3 separate regions of the Homo sapiens genome follow, and regions 2 and 3 are each linked to region 1. The links are chromatin loops, found by intact Hi-C in ENCODE. Cell type or tissue: ascending aorta. All regions are shown on one strand.

Region 1 (8,000 bases):
ATTTCATCTCTGAAATTGTTTAGAATTACTAACTCATGGTGATAACGAAAAGCAGATTGATGTTTAGTTTTATTTATTTATTTTTTTTGAGACGGAGTTTTTGCTCTTCTTGCCCAGGCTGGAGTGCAATGGCGTGATCTCAGCTCACTGCAACCTCCACCTCCTGGGTTCAAGAGATTCTCCTGCGTCAGCCTCCCGAGTAGCTGGGATTACAGGCATGCACCACCACGCCTGGTTAATTTTGTGTTTTTAGTAGAGAGAGGTTTCTCCTTGTTGGTCAGGCTGGTCTCGAACTCCCAACCTTAGGTGATCTGCCCGCCTCGGCCTCCCAGAGTGCTGGGATTACAGGTGTGAGGCACCGCGCCGGCCTATTGCTTTTATGTTCTCTACAGTCTCTGCATGCCTCTGTTGGCTGCCATCGGGGGCAGACCACTCCCACTGCCCATCCTTGGACTCCACTGTTTTGGTTTCCCTGGGCAGTTACCCTCTGTCTGGGCAAGTGAAGATTCTCAGCCTGAGCCCAATATCAACAATGTTCCAGGCTGAAACAGCAGTAGCCAATTGTCTGCCCATTTCTGAACGGTTCTTACTATTCTGGAACTGTAGTCCTTATACTTTTTTTCTTTGCTTTCACAGTTCTGGATTCCCTTAAAAATACTATTTCTGTGTTAAGTGTTTTCTAGCTGTCAGCACACATGCTGTCTTACCGTGACCTATTATATCTTTCTTGGAAACAGAAGGCACTACTGGTTTTTGAATGCTGATCTTATATTTTGGAATCTCACTGAGTGTTCTTATTAGTCGTAAAGCCTTATCTATAAATTCTCCTGGAAAGTTCCCTTCAATCCTTCTTTTAATGACAATTTGAATTATAAATGAGGATTGAATTTTTTCAAAATTTTTTCAGAATGGATTTAGCGAATTATGCGAATTTCTCATTTAATGTGATGTATTATACAATAAGTTTTTCTGATATGGAACCATCCTTGCATTTCTTAGATTCACCCTATCCTTTCATAATGTATTTTCTAAAATATTACTGAACCTGACTTCCTAGTTTTCCATTTTACACTTTCATGTCTATTTTTCTATAGATTTCTTTACTTTTGTATTATTCTTAGTGGATTTTGGTATAAAGGTCTTATTAGCCTCAAATGAATTTGAATTATGCCCCACCTTTCTCATTCTTTAATGCATAGACTATTGGATTTACCTGTACATTAAAGGTCTGACATAACAGGTTTATAAAATGTTAAGCTCCCAGGGAATGAGGTGCGATGGTCAGGAGAGGGGATAATAATAGATTTTGTACAATGTTTAATGGATATTAGACTTTTAAGTCTAACATTTTTTTCTTCTTCTGCCAACTTTGGTCATTTTTATTTCTTTCAAATCATTTTATTTAAGTTTCAAATGTATTGGTAAGTATGCTGCTTGTAGTATTTTTTTTTTTTTTTTGAGACAGGGTCTTGCTTTGTCGCCCAGGCTGGAGTGGTGGCACGATCTCGGCTCACTGCAAGCTCTGCCTCCCGGGTTCACACCATTCTCCTGCCTCAGCCTCCTGAGTAGCTGGGACTACAGGTGCCTGCCACCATACCTGGCTGATTTTTTTGTATTTTTAGTAGAGACGGGGTTTCACTGTGTTAGCCAGGATAGTCTCGATCTCCTGACCTCATGATCCGCCCGCCTCAGCCTCCCAAAGTGCTGGGATTACAGGCATGAGCCACCATGCCCTGTCTGCTTGTAGTATTTTTGAAATAATTTGTAAAAGCTCTCCTGTTTTTGTAGTTAAAAGACTTATGCTGTATAACTCTCCCTTCTCACTCCCTTTCTCCATTTTTTTCTTAATCAGACTTGCTAGAGGCTTTATTTATTTAAAAAGTATGTTTTGTTTTGTTTGTCTTTGAGACAGGGTCTGGCTCTGTTGCCCAGGCTGGAGTGCAGTGGCATGATCTTGGCTCACTGCAAGCTTTGCTTCACAGGCTGAAGCCAACTGAGTGGCTGGGACTACAGGCACATGCCACACCCGGCTAACTTTGTATTCTTTTTGTAGAGATGGGGTTTCACTATGTTGCCCAGGCTGGTCCTGAACTCCTGAGCTCAAGTGACCAGCCTGCCTCGGCCTCCCAGAGTGCTGGGATTACAGGTGTGAGCCACCGCTCCTGACCAAAAGTATTTTTTGTGCTTGTGGATATTCTCCATTGTTCCAATGTCTTGGGGTCAGAGTGTTGGCAATTGTCTTGCTGGTAGCCAGATTTGAGGATGACGAGTTTGCCCAAGGGAGACAATATTATAGTAAACAGTAATTGCGTGGCATCATTAAGTCCTTAAGGACAGGAATGGGGCATTATTCATCCTTTGATCTTCAGTATCCAGCACATGTAGAGAGCTCCATGATGCTTTGCAAATTGATGAATAGGATAGGACCGACAGAGATGCCAGAATTGCATACAAACCGTGTGACCTTTGCAATATCCACCCCCTAATACCTCATTGCCATCTCTGCAGCCAGTAAACTAGATTTTAGCAGAGATGGAAAGACCATTTATTTGGGTCATACTTCCTCAAATGCAAAATGGCTCCATCCATTGTGGGTTTTGGCCCTAAAATATAGAGCTTTCCAGAGCAGTTCTATTTGTTGGACAGGAAATGGCTCTACACCCTTCTCAATAGATGGATACCAATCAGTTTCATTCCAGCCAAGCCAAGCCAACTAAACCCAACGAAATCTACTTAACCCAATTCAATCCACATCAATTCAACTGAAATAAACCGACATAACCCAACTTAGTACAACCTCACCACCGACACAATACAACCCCATTCAACTTGACCTTATTCAGCAAAAACCATTGAACCCAACAAATTCCAACAAATTACATTTCAACATGATGCAACAGACCACTTCTCAGCCACCTAAGTCAACCCAATACAAGCCAATCCAAGTCAGCACAACTCCCAGCACAAGATAGTCCCACAACCCAATGAAATTCAATCTAGCGCAATTTAATAAACTGTTTCAACAACTCTTTTGTCTAAGGAAGGTAAGGTACTTTGGACAGAAGACCAAAATAATGTCTCTTAAATGTCTATTTGTTTACCATTCGTGTTTAATGGAACTCTTGAAATTATAGCCTCTCCAAATCTCCTCAGTGTGTGAGGTAACTGAAACTCAGGAATTAAAGCCGCCTCCCCTCTCTGGCCCCTGAATCCTCACACTTTATTTTATGGAGTTACTGGTCTCATCTGAACTAGATTGTGAGTGCTTGGGGGCAGAAACGGTGTCAAATTCATCTCCCTTCAGTACCTTTAGATGGGCATCAAGAAAATATAGTTTAAACGTATAAATGACTAGAAGTTTGTGAAGCTTATTCAGTTTTGGAGGTCAGTAGCGTTTTATCCCCTTTGGGGACCTGGCTGAGGAGGATTGTCAGGAGGGCCCACAGACGGACCTAGGTTTGACTCCTGGCTTTGCCACCTACTATCTGTGTGCCCTTGGGCAAGTCATACCACCTTTCTGGGGCTCAGTTTCCTTGTTCATAAAGTGAGGGATGTATTACTGACTCTAGGGCTGTTCTGGGGATAAATATTGAGTTGACACATGTGAAGCACTTCCACCATATCTGACATATAATTGAGGATGCATAAATACCTACTATATTTTTTTCCCTGAGTTTCCTTGTTCAGCATTTTCTTTTAGTGACTTGGGGACAGCAGCCTCTGTGGACCAGAAAATTTCAAAACTCTCTCTGGATCCCTTGTAGGATAATACCCTCTCTTGTGATAATTTCATTGGCATAATTGTCAAATAACCACCATTTGTTTTGTATTTTACTATGGTTCTTTAGCTCAAATAAGCCTGCAAATGATTGATCTGGTGGAAGTATGAATTTATACATATAAATAATTAGGGTACAACACACTGTGAGAATCACAATCATTTGGACACCCACTGTTTCCCAGGATGCGTGGGTAGAGAGCTAAAAGCAATGTGATCCCTGTCCCCAAGGAATGTACAGTTTAGTGGAGAACCTGATGCAGAAATAAGACTGGAAGGGGCTAACTTTGACTGAAGGCTCCAGCTACGGCAGCCTCGTATGCTGAGCAGTGGGTTGCCACGTAGGAAGGTAGCTTATTCTGGGCCACCACTGGTGAGTTTTCAACCAGGCCTTTTCTCTCTCTGACACTCAGTTTCTTCAACTGCAAAGTGGGGATCGTGGGGCATAGAAGACATCCTCGTTGGTTGTTGTGAAGATTCAGTGAGAGAGTGACCAGTTCTTAAAGCAATTCTCTGTCTTGAGTCATGAAGAATACATTTGTTGGACTCCACTTTCCATTACGAGAAATACACATTCCATCATCTGAACTACTGGACAAGCGCTTGCGGCTCTCAGACACACAAATGGCCCCGTATGAACAATTTGGCCACCACCATCTCTCTCGGTGCCAGATTGCCTGTGGCAGGAGTTGTGGCTGACCCTAAGTCCTCAGACTGGGGCTCACGTCTAAGCCACATTTGCTGTACTGGGCATGCCAGGACAGCTGGTTCCAAAGTCAACTGCATTCCCTGCCGAGGAGCCAGGGCTGAAGTCTTCATCACAGCCTGGTTATGGCTTAGGCATTATAAATGATGCTGTGCTGACAGCCAGGTGGACAGCCTGCCTAACTGGATGATGCTTCATCTGTCCTGACAGGGACAGCCCTGCAAATAGAATCTGAGGGATGGCAGACCTATTGGAGTCATCGTGTCCTTCCACTGAGTCTGGTGGGACTCTCTTCCACTCATCTCAGACTGGAAGATGCCTGCCTTTTTTCTTTCTTATAAGTCTCCACAGAGAAAGGGAGCTCTCCCCAGGACACACTTTATTTTTCTTTTGGCAGTGGTTAGTGCAGGGTTAAAAAGTTCTGGAGTCAGATCTGTGTTCAAATCTGGATTGAGCCACTCACAAGCTGTGTGACCTTGGGCAAGTTACCAAACCTCTCTGAGCCTCAGTTCCCTTACTGTTAAAATAAAAAAGAAGAATGATGACCAGCTCCAAGAGTTGATGTGGGTTTCAGTTGGAAGAAGGATCACAGGAAATGCTCTGGGAATGGGAGGTGTGATTTTTTGGGGGGACACTGGGTCATCAAGGACAATTGCTCTGCCCCCTCCCTTGGCGTGCATGGGAATGGTGAGAGCTGCCCATCACTTGGGACAGGTATAGCTCTGTCTGGTTCCAGGGCTAGATAAGACCCCCTCTGAAGGGCCACTGGTGTCCTCTCCCGGGCCCTACTCAGGAGGCAGAGTAGCACAATGGGAGGACACAGGACTGAGGATCAGGGCTTGATTCCTGGCTGGGTGACCTTAGTACATCAACTGCTTTCTGTAGGCCATAGCTGATGGGGAAAGCCCTGGATAGAGCTTTAAAAAATAGCCATGTTTGTGTTTGTGGTTCTCAAACTACCCTTCAGGGAACAGAAGTGCTTCAGATGTGGCTGTGCTCACCCCCATGCCCAGCCTTCATTAAAAATAGATTTGTGGCTGAACACAGTGGCTCCTGTCTGTCATCTCAGCACTTTGGGAGGCTGAAGTAAAAGGGTTGCTTGAGGCCACAAGTTCTAGATCAGCTTGGGCAGTGTAGTGAGATCACATCTCTACAAAAATAGGTTAAAAATTAACCAGGGATGGTGGCGCATGTCTGTAGTCTCAGCTACTCAAAAGGCAAAAACAAGAAGATCATTTGGGCTCAGGAATTTGAGGCTGCAATGAGCTATGGTCGTACCACTGCACTCCAGCCTGGGTGACAGAGCGAGACCTCATCTCTAAAAAATTAGAAAGAAAAATAAAAAATAGATTTGTGTTCCAAGTAAGAAAAGCTTAACAAGCTGCTGTTGCCAGCAGACTCTAGGTTTACTTGGAGGAGGTGGGGATTGTATTCTACCTCCAGCACCATGGCCCTCAAAGGCACCCAATGGTAAGTGTCCTCCGTGGCTCCCTGTTGCTTTTTGAGAGTCAGGCCTTCACTGGGCACTCAAGGCTTTCCAACCTGACCTGCCCCCTCCAGCTCACTCCCACACTTTGGTGCTCCAGTTATTCAACTCCAGGCCATTCTATGACTGCTTTTGCTGTGGCCCAACATTTCCTTTTGCGCACTGCAATTCCCTCCACTTTGAAAGCTGTTCATCCGCTTCTCCATGGAGTCCCGTTCTTTTTTTTTTGACTGTCCTAAATTGTTTATTAGGTATGAATTTTACAAACTTTAATTATATTAGCGGTAACGGTGGAGCTGGAGAGTATTGCGCCTTCTCTAAGCTGCCCGGCGAGAACCACCAACAGTGTGGTGGAACTTATGGCCCTTTCCAAGCCCAGGGCTCTTTCAGCCTTCAGATGTCAGCCCACGCATCTCCCTGTGCTTGTGGAGTGGTTTGATGATCCATTGGGTGTCAGGATTTCTTCTGATAGCTTTATGGAATGGATCAATGAGGACAACCTCAGAAAATTTTTATGTGGAATCTTCACCAACCCTGTAAGAATTCAGGACGCTCAGAGCCCCATGGTGGCGTCCAGCTCGCTCCTCTGCAACGGACTGAAGGCTTCGAGCAAACTTTAGCTGGTTAACACCATGATGGACAGGCTTGCTGTAAGTTGCACCCTTAGGAACTGGGCGTTTTCAGCCACCACGGCGAACATGAATCCTATATATAACGGCGAACACGAATCCTATATATAACGTAACCTTGCTTGGCCTTGTTTGTAGCCCAGTCGGTGCACTTTATCAGGCCGGGTGGGGCGGGGAGCCCTGTGGAGAGCAGATAGCTGGCGGTACTGCCAGCAGCGGACCCTCAGAAGAAAGCGCATGACATCAGACTGCTTCTTTCTCCATAGCTCCAGGATGTACTTGTATGCACCCATCTTGGCTTATCTGATGGCTGCCGCCAGACCGGAGTCTAATTCTTTACTTATTCTTCTAGACCACATTGAAATGTCCTCTCACATCAGAAGGTTTCTATTTTGAGCCCTCCAGGGAGAGGTCAGCAATTATTCATGCATTCCAATGCCGCATTTGTGGAATGCTTTACTATGTGCCAGATGTGGGGGATAAAGAGTGAACAAAAAGAGACACAGTCTCTAACTTCATGGAGTTTATATCCTGTTCAAAACAGAGAGTTAATCAAATACAGACACAATTGAGTATGTATTTAGAAATCTAAATTAGTGCCCCTAATGAAACAAGTTGTAGCAGAATGCTTAACAAGGGATCTGACTAAATTGGTGTATTGGAAGAGGCTTCCCTAAAGAAGGGATGCTGAAGCTTCAGGTCCAATTAGACAGGTGAGTGCGGAGTAGGGAGGGCAGCATGTGCAAAGGTTCTGTGGCAGGAATGATGGTGTATGGTGACTGCCCATCTTGGTCTACCCCAGGTAGTCCCTATTGTCCTGGCTTATTGATTAATAGCATTCTCTTCCTTTCTCCAAAGTGGCCTGGTTTGGAAGGTAAATTATATGGTTGACTAACTGAATAAAAAGAAGCTGGCTGGCCACAGTGTCTCACGGCTGTAATCCCAGCACTTTGAGAGACGGAGGTGGGTGGATCACAAGGTCAGGAGTTTGAGACCAGACTGACCAACATGGTGAAACTCCGTGTCTACTAAAAATACAAAAAGTAGCTGGGTTTGGTGGTTCATGCCTGCAATCCCAGCTACTCAGGAGGCTGAGGCAGGAGAATCACTTGAACTTGGGAGGCAGAGGTTGCAGTGAGCCGAGATCATGCCATTGCACTCCAGCCTGGGTGACAAAGTGAGACTCCATGTCAAAAAAAAAAAAGCCTAGAGTGTCAGGACTGCCATGCTGGAGAGGCTGGCAGGGACTAGACCACATAGAAGGCTGGAGAAGGAGATCATTATCTTGCCTAAGAATAATGAGACACCATTCACCATTGAAGGGTTTCAGACAGGGTGTGCCAGGGTATTCTCTACTTTTCAAAACAACTTCCCCCTTCTCTATTCTCCCAAAGTGTTTTT
Region 2 (8,000 bases), 130 kb after region 1:
GAAGACTGGTGTGGCGCCAATATACTGTGGATGCGGCCCCCGTGAATGTGCTGTCTGCAGCTCCCTCTTCATCTGAGGCTAAGCCCAGGTGCTCTCACAGAGGCCCCTGATGCCCCAAAACGTGCCAGGCTCTGCCCATCAAAGCAGATAGCATCATCTCACTACCCCAAGGCTCCATCTTGCAGCCCATTCTCGGTCCAAGCTTCCAATAGATAATGATACTTCATTTAGACCAGTTTCCTGTTCATTTTAAAAAGATTTACTTAACAATTAAGCATTTATTACCTTTCTCTTTATGAGAACAAGGCAAGCACATTATAGAAAATGTGCAGGAAAAATTCCTCTCCATCCATTCAACAAACATTTCTCATGCACCCACTGTATGTCAGTGCTGTGTCAGATGCCAAGGACATAGAGGTGAGAAAACTATCATGTCATTCCCACTCCACTGACTCACACATCATGGAATTGGGGGAAGAACATCTTAAAAATCTCTTTCTACCTCCCAGAGAAAGGGACCATTCACATTTTGCCGTATTGCCTCCAGGAACGTTTCCCCATAAAATTTCTATGTATACATATAAATATATATATATATCTATAAATAATATATATCTTTGAAATATAACCTCCTACCATACATGTTACTCTGTAACTTGGTTTTTTTAGTTGTAGTTTTTTTTCACTTACGAACTGATTGTCAACATTATGTCACATCAATACATTTTCTACAATATCACTAACTACCTAGGGGAGGTGGGAGAAATTTCCCCAGTGCTCAATTATCCAGCGTCAGATATTTCTGTTCTTGAAAAGAATAATAAGGACAAGTGAGGTTGTGGGTAGGAGCAGAGTGAGAGAGAGGCCCAAATCAGTATTTGCTACCCCTCAAGATGCATCCCCTCCTATTCAGAAGAGTCTGCTTGCCTCCACCACCACCCAAAGGCTAGACCTGTTCTGTCAAGGTGGGAGGTGTTAACACTCTTCTGGGGATGTTTCTGTTTTAAGGAGGGATTTTTTTAAAGCAGAGAACATAAATACCCCTGGGGTAGATAACCCACCCCAAGTAGGCAGCTGCCTGTGTTACCAGCTAGGTCCTGCAGAGTCCAGCCCTGAAGGCAGTGATCTGAGAAGCAGGACCAATGAGAATCAAAGCTGGAAGGGGACTTGGTTAGCTCCAGGGCAAACCTGCCCATTTTAGAGATGGGGCCACTGGGACCCAGAGAAGCTCACACACTACCTGAACAAGACCAGAAGCAGGTCTCCAGCCTCCAACTCATCAGTCTTTCCCAGGTTGATTAGGGTGGAGGAGTTTCTCCTTTGAACGTAGGAACAAGTCATCTTTACATGAGTATTTTGGAAACTTCCAGCACACATGGAAGACCAAGACAGGCACGTTGCAGGAAGAATAGATCGCTGGAAGCTATGAACCAATGGGGGAGATGGAATGGAAAAAGACCAATTGCATCGTCCAAAAGCCATTTGACTCAAGGGCTGCTGTCTCCCTGGTTGGAAGGGCTCACTAGGGGAGGGAAGTATGTGTCCCCCTGGGAAAGGCACCTGCAAAGTGCTCTCCTTTCTACTCTCCACACAAATGTGGTGCAGTGAAGCCACCAGCCCTGGAATCTACAACTTGAGTGCAGATCCAAGATCTGAAGCTTCCTGGCTGTGTGACCTTAGGCAAGTAACTTCACCTCTCTGAGTCTCAGTTTTACCATCTATAAAACAGGGCTGATAATGCCTCCCCAGCAAGATAGTGGGAAGCTTGCAGATAAAGTATGTTAAATGCCTTACATGTGGGAAGGGTTCAATTAAAGTTATCTGTGGTAGAGTTAACCCCTAAGAGGCTGTGCATCTTATTTTTACGCTTTATAAAAACACAACAGGGGGCATCAGGTGCCTTGAATTCTCATCTCAGCTCCTGTGTGACCCTGGACAAGTTAGCTAACCTCTCGGGCTCTTAGTTTTCTTATCTGCGAAATGGGAATAATAATAGAATTGACTTTGCAGGGTTGGGATATGGAATAATTAAGATAATTACTATACACAAAGAACTTAGCTAAATACCAGACGTGTAGATGGAGTGTAGTTCATGCTAGCTGTTATCATTATTAGCAGTGGTATTTTAATTATTACTACCCTTTGGAAACATGGAAGACCTTTCTCTGTTAGCTATTCTCCCCATCCCTTAATCTATGTCCCAGGAGGGGAACTGTTATGGGAAATACATTCATTGGGCATCTACTATGTGGCTGTTATGGGGCAGGTAATTACACATGCTGTATTTCAGGTAATTTTTCTGAAGTCTTCTGAAGTAGAGTATTGTCCCCAACACCATTAGTATCTATGGAGAGAAATTAGAAGCAGGTGAAGAGATTGGCCCAAAGTTACAGACTGACAAAATAGACAGGCTGGGATTTGAACACAGATCTGCCTGAATCCAAAATCTTAACCCTTCCTTCTCCACCAGACTCACCCGTGTCTTTCTCCAATTGCCCCCCTCAGCAGTTTCCTAAAAATCCATTACTCACGTTATTCCTAGAAACTATGGTTCCCTCTCTTGGCTTGTGCTTCATATTGTAACTAATGGTTTACTCATTTTTGCCTTCATTTATTACATTTATCAAGGATCTACTATCCATCAGGAGCAACTGCTTCATTTACTCAATTGCTCAATGGGCATGAAACATAATAGTGATGCCCTACATTTGTACAGTCCGTTATATGTTGTATAGTGTTATTACATAAATGATCTCATTTCACCCTCATGACAGCCTTCTGAGATTAGAATTATTTTACAGATGAGGAAACTGAGGCTATGATATGTAAAATAGTTTGTTTTAGGTCATTCAACTTGTATGTGATGGAGTGAAGACATCAACCAGATGTTTTTAGTTTGATTTGGGAGCCCTTTCAGCCATGCTAGTAAGCACCTGTTATAACCATCCATCCATCCATCCATCCATGCATCCATCCATCCATCCCCCCTTGTACCCATCCATCCTTCTATTCACTCACACATATATCCGTCCACCCACCCTTCCACCCATCCTCCAATCCTCCCATTCTTCCACCTACCCACTCATCCATCCATCCTTCCATTCATTTATTCATCTACCTATCCATCCATTCACCCATCCACCCAACCATTCTTCCACTCACCCACTCACTCACTCACTTACTCACTCACACATCCATCCATCAACCCCCACATCCATTCTTCCATCTATTCACCCATCTACACATTCATCCTTCTACTCACCCACTCATATATATATCCATCTGTTCACCCATCTACACAACCATTCTTCCATCCATCCATCCATCCATCCATCCTTCCATGCACTTATTCATCTATCTATCCATCCATTCACCCGTCCACCCAACCTTTCTTCCACTCACCCACTCATGTATCCATCCATCCACCCCCCCATCCATTCTTCCATCTATTCACCCATCTACACATTCATCCTTCTACTCACCCACTCATATATCCCTTCATCTATTCACTCATCTACACATCCATTCTTCCATCCATCCATCCATCCATTGTAAAGCAGGGATTGCAAGGCAGGTAAGACATAGTCCATGTTTTCAATGGTCTTTCTTTCTAGGTTTGTGCTGTCCAATGTGGTAGACATTTGTGACTATTTAAATCTAAATGTATATTAATTATAGTTAAATAAAATGTAAAATGTGGTTTCTCAGTCACATCAGTCACACTGCAAGGGTTCCACATGAAACTGGTGGCTCCCATATTGGACAGCTCAGATATGCAAAGTTTCCGTCATCACAGAAAGTTCTATTAGAAACAGTGCTGCTCTAGAGGCAGAAGCTGAAAGATATACAATTATGAAAGCATAAGGCAGGTGGTGAGAACTTCTGTGAAGTATGTAAAGAGCTACAAATACAATCAACCACAGGACAACAGCAACAGCCACGGTTGCTTGTTGGTTAAGAACTTTATAATTTGCAAAATCCAGGGGCACCCATTTGCTGTTTGAACACTTTGCTAAATGGGAATTTTAAATATATTTTACAGATAAGGAAATTGAATATCATAGAGATAAAGAGACAAACACGGGGGAGTTTGGGAATTATTTTTTTCCTTCCTTCCTTCCTTCCTTCCTTCTTTCCTTCCTTTCTTTCTTTCTCTTTCTTTCTTTCTTTCTTTCTTTCTTTCTTTCTTTCTTTCTTTCTTTCTCTTTCTTTCTTTCTTTCTTTCTCTCTTTCTTCTTTCTTTCTTTCTCTCTCCCTCCTCTCTCTTTCTTTCCTTCTTTCTTTCTCTCTTTCCTTCCTTCCTTCCTTCCTTCCTTCCTTCCTTCCTTCCTTTCTTCTTTCTTTCTCTTTCTTTCTTTCTTTCTTTCTTTCTTTCTTTCTTTCTTTCTTTCTTTCTTTCTTTCTTTCTTTCCCTCCTTGGAGTTTGCAGAAGGAAAATATCTTTCAGGGCTCTATTTTCTCTTGATCGGAAAATGCCCAGCACCAAAACACACCTCCCTTGGCATCCTGTCATTTTTCTTTTAAAATTTCTTAGCTATGATGAATCTGATGCAGCCAGCTTCATGGCTTCTGGCTTCTCTCCTTTCAGTCTGACCCAACAGTAGCTACCAGAGAGGTCTCCCTAAAAGGCAAAAAGACCAAGCCTTTCTCCTGCTTAGAACCTTCCCTGGCTTCCCATTCCTTTTAGGGTAAAGTGCAAACTGCACACCGTGATCCAGGCCCTGCTGACTCACCTGCTGAGAATCCCCTCATTCTTCGACACTTGGGTTAGTTCTTTAGGGCTGTCATTCCACAGGTCGCTTTATGCTCCTTACCATATAGTATCCCTTTGCCCCGACACCCTTCTGGCTCTTGACTGCCTGATGGACTTCTAGTCTTTTTCCACCACTGCTCTCAAATATGCAGAGCTGCATCTAGTCATATACCTGTATGTGATGGAGAGAAGCAGAAAGAGAGGTGGGGGGAGAGAGAATGGGAGGGAGATAGGGAGGCAGACAGAGAAGAGAGGATAGGAGGGGAAAGAAAGGGAGGAAGACAAAGGGGCGAAGAGAAAGACAGAAGAGGGGAGAGGAGGAGAGGGGAGGGGATAAGAGGGATAAAGAAAGAGAGGAAGAGACAAGCAGAGAGAGATGGGAAGGCTGAGAGAGAGAGTAAGGGAAGAGAGGGGAGGTGAGGGGAAAGGAAAGAAGGGAAGGAGAGAGGAGACAGATGGGGAGGAAGAGAGGAAAATAGAAGGAGATATCTAAAACGATATTTGCCCCCCACCAAATGTTAAGTGATTATCCTTGGGGGGAAGAACTTTGGAAGTTACACTTTCAATTTTGTATTTTAAAATTGTGTGTATTTTTAGTCCACTTACAGATACACTTTTTCCAAACAGCATACAACGACAAGAAAGTAACATTCAAATATTACCAGGTCACTTCAGCTGTGAATTCTTTTCAGGACCCCCCTTTTTTCTTCCAGAATTATGCACATCTTCCCTTCCACCCACCTGCCCCAAATGGAGGGGTGTAGCTGGCCACCTGGGAGTTGTTGAAAGACAGGAAGATCAGTGCCTTATCTTCCTGGTCTCCAGTGTTCTGCACCGAACCCGGCCAGGACAGGCCGGGCCTTGTAAATATTGGTTTAATGACCAGACGCTGGAAACTCATTATAACACCATGCATTGTCCAGGTTAAATAATGGAAAGGATTATTACAGCAATGATGCTGCAATATACTCTCAATTAGCCATGGCAATGAGGAGCACGGGGACAGCTCATGCCACTAAGCTGGGGATCATCAAAAGGCAATTTTCCCTTCTGTGGACCACCATGCCCTCTTTGTGTTTTAGTTATTGGTGATTCCCTATGAATACACCATCCCCCACACCCACATCCATACACCTTTTTTCTTTTTCTTTTTAGGGCAGGGGCACTGACTCAAATCTCAATCATATCTGGTTGGAGTTGATCACAAAACCAGCTAGTTTCTTAACACAGGTGATGAACCGCCAGTGAGCAGCTGTTCTCAAAGCGTGGGCCCCGTATTTGCAACCTCGGCATTGCTGCCTGAGAACTTGTTAGTAAGGCACATTTTGAGGTCCACCTCTGAATCAGAATCTTTAGGTTGGTGTTCAGAAATCTACACTCCCATGAGTTTTTCAGGCGATTCTGATGCATGCTCAAGCTTCAGGATCATTGGCCCGAAAGGGGACTCAGTTGCTTGGGTTCCATTTCTGGCTGTGCTGCTTGTTGGCTGTCCCACCTCTGGCAAGTCCCCTCACCTCTTCATGTCTCTGCGTCCTCACCTGTAATATGGGTACATCCACAGTGCCCATCTCATAGGATGTGTCAGGATGGGTGAAGAGCAGTCAAACAGCACTCACACTTAGTCCCAGCAGATGCTACCTGGTACCATATTTCATGGAGTAGAAGCTGCCTTTGATCATCAGACTCATCCAGAATTCACATAGTAAGTGTAGGGCATAAGTTTTCCTTAAAACAGTATTTCTCAAACTTCAGCGTACACACAAATCACCTGGGAATGTTGTTAAAAGGCAGACTCCAATTCAGCAGGGCTGAGGCCAGAGACGCTGCATTCTTAGCAAGCTCTCATGTGGGAGGATGCTGCTGGTCCCTGGACCACATTTTTGTTGTATGGGTTGGATCCAGAACCAGCACCTTTGTGTACGGATTGGATCTCACAGTGGGCTCACATGATGTGCTGGCAATGGTCATGGACTGGTCCTGGGACAGGGTGGTGGAACAGGATGTAGTTCATTTTGCTCATTCTTCTCTGGCCAAAGGACAGCAAGGATTGACATAAGAACTGGAGACATGGTTTGAGCTCCTTGTAAGCCCACTCACTGGCCTAAAGGAAGCCCTTTGATCTCAGCATCCTTATCTGCCAAATAGACCACTCAATGCCCACCAAGTCCATTCTAAGGGCAAGTGGGGAAAATCAAATACCCATGTTCTCAGTGAGTGAATTAATGACATATCTTTCCTTGGGACCATGGTTTTTCCAGAGTTTAAAAATAATGAAATGATGTGGATATTTAAAGGCATCAGGACAAGGCATTGCTGGTGAAGTTGGCTAATTATTACATTACCATATGATCATCATCGGTGTGAGTCATAAGCCCTGCACTCTGATTCTCTTCTGAGCACCAGCCCTAGGAATGGCCAGTCCTTACAATCACCCTGGAATTCTGACAGTTCCAGGGGACACCTGTCAGGCCACCCTCCTGGGTGGGCTTAGCATACTGAGGGCCATGCAGAGGGAGACCCGGTTGTATCCTCAAAGCCTCATTACTACAACCATCGTCTTTGCAGCCACTCTGATTTCAAGGCACTGCTCACTTCCTAGGGGACATGACAGGGCTGGAGAGAGAAGGGGTCATGCACCGCTCAGTTCCAGAATGAACAAAGAACACTTATGAGGGAGAGAAAAAATGCCTCTTGACCGCCCCCAGCATATGTATGCACAAATACACACACAAACACACACATACACACATGCATGCACATGCACACACATACACGTGCACGCACACGCATACACACACACACACACACACACACACAGGCTGCCCCAGCCTGCATGTCACCATCAATCAGCGCCTTCCCACTTGCCGTTTGCAGGCAGAGTTCCCCACAGATGTGCTCGGGGGGCTGGGAGAAGGAGAAGAAGGTGGAGCTGGGGCTAGGGAGGGAGGGAGGCAGAGATGTCCTCAAAGAGTTAAAACCTTGCCTCACCAGACTGCGAATCCTCCTCGACTCTCCCCCACCCCCATCCCCCTCAATCCAGCCAAACAACAGCTTGACATTTTCCATCCTTCACGAGAAAGACAAAGACGGGAAGATATTCCCATGATCCCTTTCTGCATGCCTAACCGTGAGCTCAGGTGCCGTAGCGTTTGCCCTGCGCCGGCCCCATCAACATGAAGGGCGAACTCATCCTTTCTGCATCTTTTTCTCGCCACTGCTTGATTAATTGGCTGACTACTACGCCGGC
Region 3 (8,000 bases), 290 kb after region 1:
CATAAAACTGTCCTGAGGTTCTTGTGGAAATGCAGATTCCTGGGCCCATTCCCAGAGGCTTAGACCACACCTGAAGAGATACTGCTGCCTGCAGACCTTGAGCGAGGGCCCCCTAGAGAGAAAATTCTTTATCCTGTAGCAGCCACACCAGGGGTTTGAAGCCACTGATAGACACTCCCCAAGGAGGCACCATCGTTTTAAGTCTGGAAGAAGGGAGGAGGGGTGGCGGCTTTCGATTTCATAGCAAGTATCTCGTGAAATCACAATGGCATAGTTTGCTGCACACCCATAGCGGTGCCTTATTAAAAAAAGATCATCAGGGCCCTTGAAATTGATCATAAACTATTTCCATCAATGTCACACACAACCATGTTTGGGGAAGTTTGCTGGCACATCTGCTAAACTGAAGGGCTTTGGGGTTTGAGAACAAACAAATAATAAATAAATGACTATATAATAAAATGAAGATGGGGGGACAATACCCTTTGAGTTGGGAGATAAGAAATCTTAAGAGAAAGGAAAATGATGTACCAGCGTTGTGTGTGCCCAATATCAAACTTGCGGGAATGCCCAGTGAGTGATGCAAGAATGAATGAATGAATGAATGAATGAATGAATGAATGAAGAATAGCATATTTAAAGGACAATCTGAAGGCAACTGTACCTAGAGCAGGAGCTTAAAAAGAACTCCATTCCCAGTCTCTTGTGGTTGATTTCAGTAGTTGGATATTCTCAGTGTTAAAATGAATTACAAGTTTGGGTATCCCCATGTTACCCTCCTGAGCAACTGCCTGCCTATTGAGAAGAGAGAGATGATATAAAATAAGAAAACCGACTTAAAGAAGAGAATTCCCATTGGTAGAATAGGAAGGGCCTTTGGCTGGCATTCATTCACTGTACAGATGGGCAAATGGGTCAAGCAAGACTCAGAGAGGAGAAATGTTCACTCAAAGTCACATTGTGCTAGAAACCAAGTCTCCAAATTCCTAATCCAGTATATCTTTTTTGTTTTTAACCTCACGCAGAGAGGATCCAATGAAGTAAAGCGTTCCATATCAAGTTTTTAGAACTATCTGGGGTGCACAGAGGAGCTGACAGCAGGCATAGCTATCATAGCTACTTGTGCCACCTTTGGATCTTAAGCAAGACACATGTGTAGACTGATCCTATGTTTGTTGGCACGTGAAAAAATATAAAGCAAGGGACACTTGCAATTGTCAGCGTGGTTCTAAGTGGCCACAGTATTCAGCAAGTCTTGCGGAAGGTTCAGGCTCTGGAGGCCATAGCAGAAGAGAAGACCAGAGCGGGTCCTGCCCTTGTGTCCTTTACCTCCCGCACCATCAGCACCACTCCTCTGTGCCTGGATGCCTCTTCCGTGCTTGTAAGCTTTGCGAATTCCTGCAGATGCTTAAGTGCCATCTCAAATACTCTCTACCTAGAGAGTAGTCATTCCCCCTCTTATGATCTGGAAAGACTTGTTCATACATCGATTAGGGTGTTTTCCACACTGGTCTGTAAGCCTACCCTACACATCTGCCCCACTTCCAGTCTGTGGGCATCTAACACACTGGGATTCCATGGTGCTATGCGTTCTCAGCACAGGACACATGCCTGGCACATGGTAAGAACTCAACACGAGTTTGTTGCATAAATGGCAGGCATGGTAATAAATCTGATTGCAGCCTGGGGACTGTCTCTTAACTACAGACCTCGCAAGGCTTCCTAGTGCCTCTTGGCATTGGCTACAATTGTCAGGTCAGCAGAGAAGGCTTTAGCCCTGAAGGACCATCCAGCCACAGGGGTTCAAGTGATAGAGAGGGCTACAGAGGGCACATCACTGTCCAGCATCTTCTAATGCAGTGTACCCACTCTCTACTAAAATGCAATGAGCCTCTCATAGAATGTGGCTCCATGAACAACACAGACCTCAGTCTGAGAGGCTAAGGCCTCCTTCTTCATTTCTAGGGAAGGCTGAAGAGGGAGTTCTGGACATTGGGACATAGTTCTGTCCCACCAACTATTACCACCATTTTGCAGATGGAAAAACTGAGGCTCAGGGAGGTTAAATAACTTACCCAATGTCACATATTGAGGAAATGATGGGGCTGCGGAATCAACCCTATGTCCATCTGAATCCAGACATGAACTTTCTGGGCTAAGCAGCACTGTGGGGTGCAGGAGTTGGCAGACTGTGGCTGGCACCCTGGGAGATGTGTGGCCCTGAGCAGAGCCACAGATGCAGTGGCTACACAGGGTCCTTTCAGTTACTCTCCCCACTGTAGCCTCAGAGTTCCCACAACCATGTTTGCAGAGCTGCAGGGCCTTCTGGGTACTTGCAACAGCCTAGCCTCCCAAATCTTGGACCTCCTCACCTGTAGGGACATTTGTCTCCCTATTAAATATAGAATCATATCCTTCCCCAGCCTACAAGACCCTGCAAGGCTGGCCCTGAAGCCCTCCCCAGCACCCACTCACACCACAACTCATTTTGTTTGCTGAGGACCAGTTACAGACTCTTAATAGCTCTTGGAGAAATCTATATTCCTTTCCATCGCTTGATTTTCAACCTTCATCTAAGGTTTTCCCACCACTTGGGAGGCTCTTTTCTTTCCTTTTCATCTACTTAGCTCCTATTCATCCCTCTGATCCTTCCATAAATGCCATTCCCTGATCCCACCTAAGTCAGGCCCCCTTTTCTAACCTCTCACCACCCCTCATTCTTCTTCTCCGTATCATTTGTCTCCATTTGAATTGTATGTTTATTTGTATGGTTATCTGGTGAATCTGTCTGCTCTGCTAGACTGTAAGCACCTTGAATGCGGAGACCAGGTCTGGGTTTGCCGTACAGCACAGTGTCTGGCACATAATAGGAGCTCAATAAATATTTGTTGGATGGATAGGTAAATGGAGGGATGGGTGGATTATAACATAGGTGGATGGATGGGTACATGGATGAGATATTGTAGGGTAGGTGGATAGATTGGGTGCATGAATGAATAGAGAGATGGATTTCAGGAGATGTGGATAGATGGGTGGATGTTTGGGTGGTTGGGTGGGTAGGCGGGTTGTTGGGTGGATAGATATAGAGACGAACTTTAGGAGAGGTGGATGAATGGGAGGATTAATGGATGGATGGATAAGTGGATAGATAAATGGATGTTTCATCTGGGTAGATGAATGGATGGATGGATGGATGAAAGGATAGATGGATGGATGACTGGATTAATTTTAGGAGAGATGGATGGACGGATGGATGGATGGATGGTTGGATGGATGGATGGATAAATGTAAAGATGTCTAGGTGGGTAGGTTGATGGACAGATGGATAGAGAGATGGATTTTAGGACAGGTGGATGAATAGATAAATGGATGTATGGATTTTATGGTAGGTGTATTAATGGGTTCATGCATGGATGGATAAATAAATAATACTGCTTCCCTAGACTTTCTCAAAGGAAAGTGGACATTATTCCAATATTTTATCTTCTATAAAATTATGTCAAATAGTCTTACATAAGCCATGATTGAGCCACCTAGAGCTGTTTTCAGAGAGCAGCATTCTACACATGTTTACTCAACACTCTAAGGAGATAGAGAGACTTCTGGTACAGCAGTTACGATAACAAGTTCTTCCATCAGTCTCTCTGGGTCAATTGCCTCACTCCTCTCCCCATCCCCCATCAGCTGTGGGATGTTGAATTAATGCTCTCAGTTCTTGACTTCTGTGTAGGAAGATGACATGTTCACACCTTTGCTGGGGCTTCAAGGTGTGGGGACAAATATTCCCCCAACCCTTGACTCTGGGCTTGAACATGTGGTTTCCTCTGGCCCATGGGACCTTGCCTTTTGCCATGAGTAGTTGTAGGTCCAAGGAGGATGGGAGATCAGTGGAGAAGATCTGGGGCTGAGCTCAGTCAAGACCAGTCTTGGAGACCCCCATTAACTCCTACATGCATGAGGGAGAAGTCAACACTTGTTTTCCTCCAAGATGTCTATGGTCACGTGTCATGTAACATTATTGTGGCCATACCTGACTGATACTTCAACTGTGTGACCTCTAGCAAGTTATTTAAGCTTCCTGTGCCTTAGTTTCCTCATTGGTAAAATAGAGAATAATACTATATTTTTCACCGTAATCAATCTTTCAGAGTTGTTGTGAGAATTATCTGTCATATAACACAAGTAAAGAATTGAGAACAATGCCTGGTTTATAAACGTCCAATAACTTTTGGCAAGTTAATATCATCATCCCTAAGTGACTCCATAAAAGCTGCTGATTACATTGAAGTAGCAATTTGGGGTAGACACCAATCAAGATCAAAGTCCAGCAGTAAATCAGTAGGTAGATAAATTTTCATGTTTGCAAATAATAATAGCACTTGCTGAACTCTTGTCTTATGCCCAACCCTGAGCTGAGATTACATAAGTTTTCATCTTGCTGAATTCCCAGAGCTGGGCTGTGAGGTAGACTTTACTGTTAACCTGTATTGATACATCAGGAAACTGAGAATTGGAGAGCTAGTTCACCTAGTTTGGAAGTGATGGAGCTGGGATTGAAACTGATGGAAACTCCAGGATCCATATCCATAAGCTCCATACTCCACAGCTGAGAGTTTATAGATGAGGAAACTGAGGCTCAGAGAAGGGAGATGCCTTGGCTGTGGTCACACAGCGGCTACTTGACTGAATCAGTTTCCACATGATCTTGTCAGTGCTGTAAGATGAAAGGCATCTCAGAGGGTGGCCCAGAGACAGAGAGAGGGTCTCCATTTTCCAGCTTTATTTCTGGGTGTCCAGGAATGTGTTTTGAGTTGGACTTGAAAAAGAAACTCCCTTGACATCAGAGAGGCAGTACTGGGCTGGGCCAGTGTGTGCCAAGGCTAACTGGGCATGCATTCCTGGACCAACTGCTGGAAAATGTGCAAACGTGGAAATATTTCCCCTGCTGAGTTCTGTAGTGTGCCGCTGTGGAGGCCTGCAAAGCTTGTCAGCCATGACTCACCCCTTCCACAAAGTTGGCCTGGTCATTTCGGGTGAGGACCAGGAGCACACAAGGTTGAATTGGATGTTTATGGCTCCCAAGGGACCCATCAGACGTGCTGCCTGCCTCCCATCTTCTTTCTGGCTGAGTTTTCAGAAATGTAGGTTAGGACAAAGTCCTGGAAGGAATAACAGGAGAATAAAGGGAGTGTATTGATAGAGTGCCTACTGCATACCAAGCCCTGGTTGAGCAGTTCTATATGTTATAAACTTGCTCTTTGAAGGATGATCCCAGCAGCATCAACATCCCTGCAGAGCCCGTTAGAAATGCAGGATTTCCAGCCCCATTGTAGACCTGCTGAATCAAAATCTTCGTCTTTAACCATATCCACAGGGGGTTCATCTACAAATCAGCCCTGTTAAAAATCTCATTGCATTCCCTCCAATGCAAACATGCTGACCCCCATTTTACAGAGGGAAACTGAGGCTCCGAGCAGCCAAGACTTGCAGAAGGTTCCCCCAGTGAAGGAGAGGCTGCACTGTCACCTGCAATGTGTCTATCTATCCCAGAACCCAGGATCTTTGGGGCGCATTACAAGCAAAATGGCTCAAAGCCCTGCGGTTGCAGGACCATAATAAAGAGGAGGGATGATATTGTGGAAAAAGCTTTTCAAAGTCAGCAGTTTATGTCTCAGCTCTGCCATTATCTTGCTAAGCCATCTCCCTAAGGACTCAGTTTCTTCATCCATGAAATGGGGGCAGGCATCAAACCACATGGCCTCTGCAATCATTTTTAGCTGGGAGATTTTGATTTGAGGACCCAGAGGATTGGTGGTGCTCAGGGTCTCTCCCATCTCAACATAAGGTTGAACCACACCCAACCTCCACTTTCCAAGAGCTTCCCAGGGGCCTCTCCCATTCCCCAGTCAAACAGAACTGCCCAACCGCCTCAAACGCCACACAAAATCACAGGCAACAGGGCAGAAAACCCAATTATCTCAGCTGTTACACTGCTTAATTTAATATTTCCAACGAGTTCCTTGAGTCTGCTTCTCAAGAATGAAATGCATATTTGGGCTCTGTCACAAAACATTACATTTTGTCAAGGCAATCCATTTTGCTGCGGTAATTTGTAAGTGTGCAGCGCTCTCCCTCATCACCCCACCCGCCACGTGGTCTGGAGGCTTCTATAGTGTCTTCTGGGAAGAGACAAGAAACTGGGAGTCTCTGCAATGACAGGCAGGTGGGAATGGCAGAGAAACAGGACCTGATATGCATCTGGCTTTCTGAAACTCCACAAAGAAAGAGTTTGGGGAGAACCAATCGAATCTCTTACCACTGGATTACAGAGGCAGGACCTGGATAGGTATTTAGCTGGCCCCAGATGATTGTTTAAACTTTTTAAAAAGATTACACAAATCATCATGCATAGTCATTGAAGAAAAAAATTAAAAATTTAGATAATTTTTTGAAAAAAGAAATTGCCTGCAAACTCTCACCTAGAGATGAAGGTGAGTGTTGTTAAATTATACATTTAGTTTTGACAAGTGAGTAAAAGTGATCCCCATTTTAAATATCAAAAAGTATAGAAATTAAGTTTCAAGTTAATTAATTTTTTCATTGATACATATTAGTTTTACATATTTTGGGGATACATGTGATATTTTGATACCTGTATACAATGTGTAGTGATCAAATCAAAGTAATTGGGGTAGCCATCACCTCAAAAATGTATCTTTTCTTTGTGTTGGGAGTATTACACATCTTTTCTTCCAGTTATTTTGAAATATGCAATAAATTATTGTTAACTGTAATTTTCCTACTGTACTACCTAATACTAGAACTTATTCCTTCTAACTGTATTTTTTGTACTGTTAACCAACTTGATTTATAAACACACACACACAACCAAATAGGATCTCATTCGACATGCTATTTTAAATTTTATTTTACATTGAAATAACTTCAGACTTACAAAAAGTTGTAAGAACCTTGTAGAGTTACTGTGTGTCCTTCATCCACCTTCCCCCATCTTTTATAACAATGGTTCATGATCACAACCAGGAAACTAGCATCCTGCATATGAATTTATTAGCTGACTTTTCTACTCACCACTTTCCCATTAGAGCCTAGCCCTTAGTTTCAGACTTTAGTGATTAAATCCTGGTTCTTTCTACTCAGGGGATCTTGGCCTAGAGACTTTGGTTTCCCATCTGCAAAATGGGTTGGTAAGCAAATGCTCATCTTGTATCAGGCTTGCTGTGAAAATTAAATGATATAATGCAGAATGCGGGACCCACATGAAGTACTGAGAAGATAATATCTGTCCCTGTATAGTTTTATCCTTGTATTATCACTTCAAATCCCAGAGATCTGGGGAGATGCGTAAGGAGTACTGGGTGGCTAGTGTGGAAAGGGGCTAAGAGGCAGGATCTTTGTTTCCCTACCTAACCGTAACTAAGGCAACTGTTTCATTTTTTTCTAAAAACCTACTCCATGTATTTAAATTTTATAGACAAAATCTGGTTTGAAGAAAAGAGAATTTCAGGGTTTTATAAACAGGTGAATCCCAAGATTTTTAAAAAGGTTTTTCTGATCTCAAATGGCTGCATAGAATTTCATTGCATGGAAGCCCCGTTCTTTACTTGGTCAGTTCCTTTTTGTTAGACATGTAGTTGTTTCTAATTTTTATTAATGCAAAAAACTCTAAAATGAACATAATTATGCATATATTTTTGCATACTTGTCCAAATATTCTTCAGATACATTTCTTAATTTTTATTTTTTTTAGAGAAGGGATCTCACTCTATTTGCCCAGGCTGGAGTTCCATGGCACAATCGCAGCCTACTGCAGCCTCAAATTCCCGTGCTCAAGTGATCCTCCAGCCTCAGCCACCTGAGTAGCTGTGAGTACAGACATGAGCTATCATGGTGGACTTTTTAAAGATAAATTTTTATCAATAGAATTTTAAATCAGGGAGACCTGATTAAGAAGGAAACAGGTGCTTCCCTCCCATGAG

The links. Hi-C counts contacts between places; a loop is a spot of excess contacts. Peaks named below come from ENCODE experiments on the same cell type or tissue, not always from the same donor. Only the 100,000 strongest peaks of a DNase experiment are listed, where the experiment ranks them.
Region 2: a loop joins it to region 1, with 3.0 times the contacts of the local background. A loop is called at or near these places in 4 of 110 quality-filtered maps.
Region 3: a loop joins it to region 1, with 2.8 times the contacts of the local background. A loop is called at or near these places in 2 of 110 quality-filtered maps.

Annotation. Positions count from the first base shown.
Region 1 is chr22:26,880,657-26,888,656 of GRCh38, forward strand. It overlaps LOC110091768 (a long non-coding RNA gene), which reads left to right. Exons shown (of 6, transcript NR_146604.1): 6 at 118-1,129. It also overlaps the pseudogene RPL15P22. Among named protein-coding and RNA genes, the nearest start is that of LINC01422, 19 kb to the right of the region's middle. In ascending aorta, no CTCF peak of the experiment used is centred here; DNase peaks (open chromatin) are centred at 4,495, 5,585, 5,761 and 6,855; H3K27ac peaks cover 4,350 bases.
Region 2 is chr22:27,015,344-27,023,343 of GRCh38, forward strand. No RefSeq gene overlaps it. Among named protein-coding and RNA genes, the nearest start is that of LINC01422, 120 kb to the left of the region's middle. RefSeq lists an enhancer at 4,156-5,355. In ascending aorta, no CTCF peak of the experiment used is centred here; a DNase peak (open chromatin) is centred at 4,668; H3K27ac peaks cover 4,750 bases.
Region 3 is chr22:27,165,705-27,173,704 of GRCh38, forward strand. No RefSeq gene overlaps it. Among named protein-coding and RNA genes, the nearest start is that of LINC01638, 55 kb to the right of the region's middle. RefSeq lists an enhancer at 4,466-5,665. In ascending aorta, no CTCF peak of the experiment used is centred here; a DNase peak (open chromatin) is centred at 4,947; H3K27ac peaks cover 332 bases.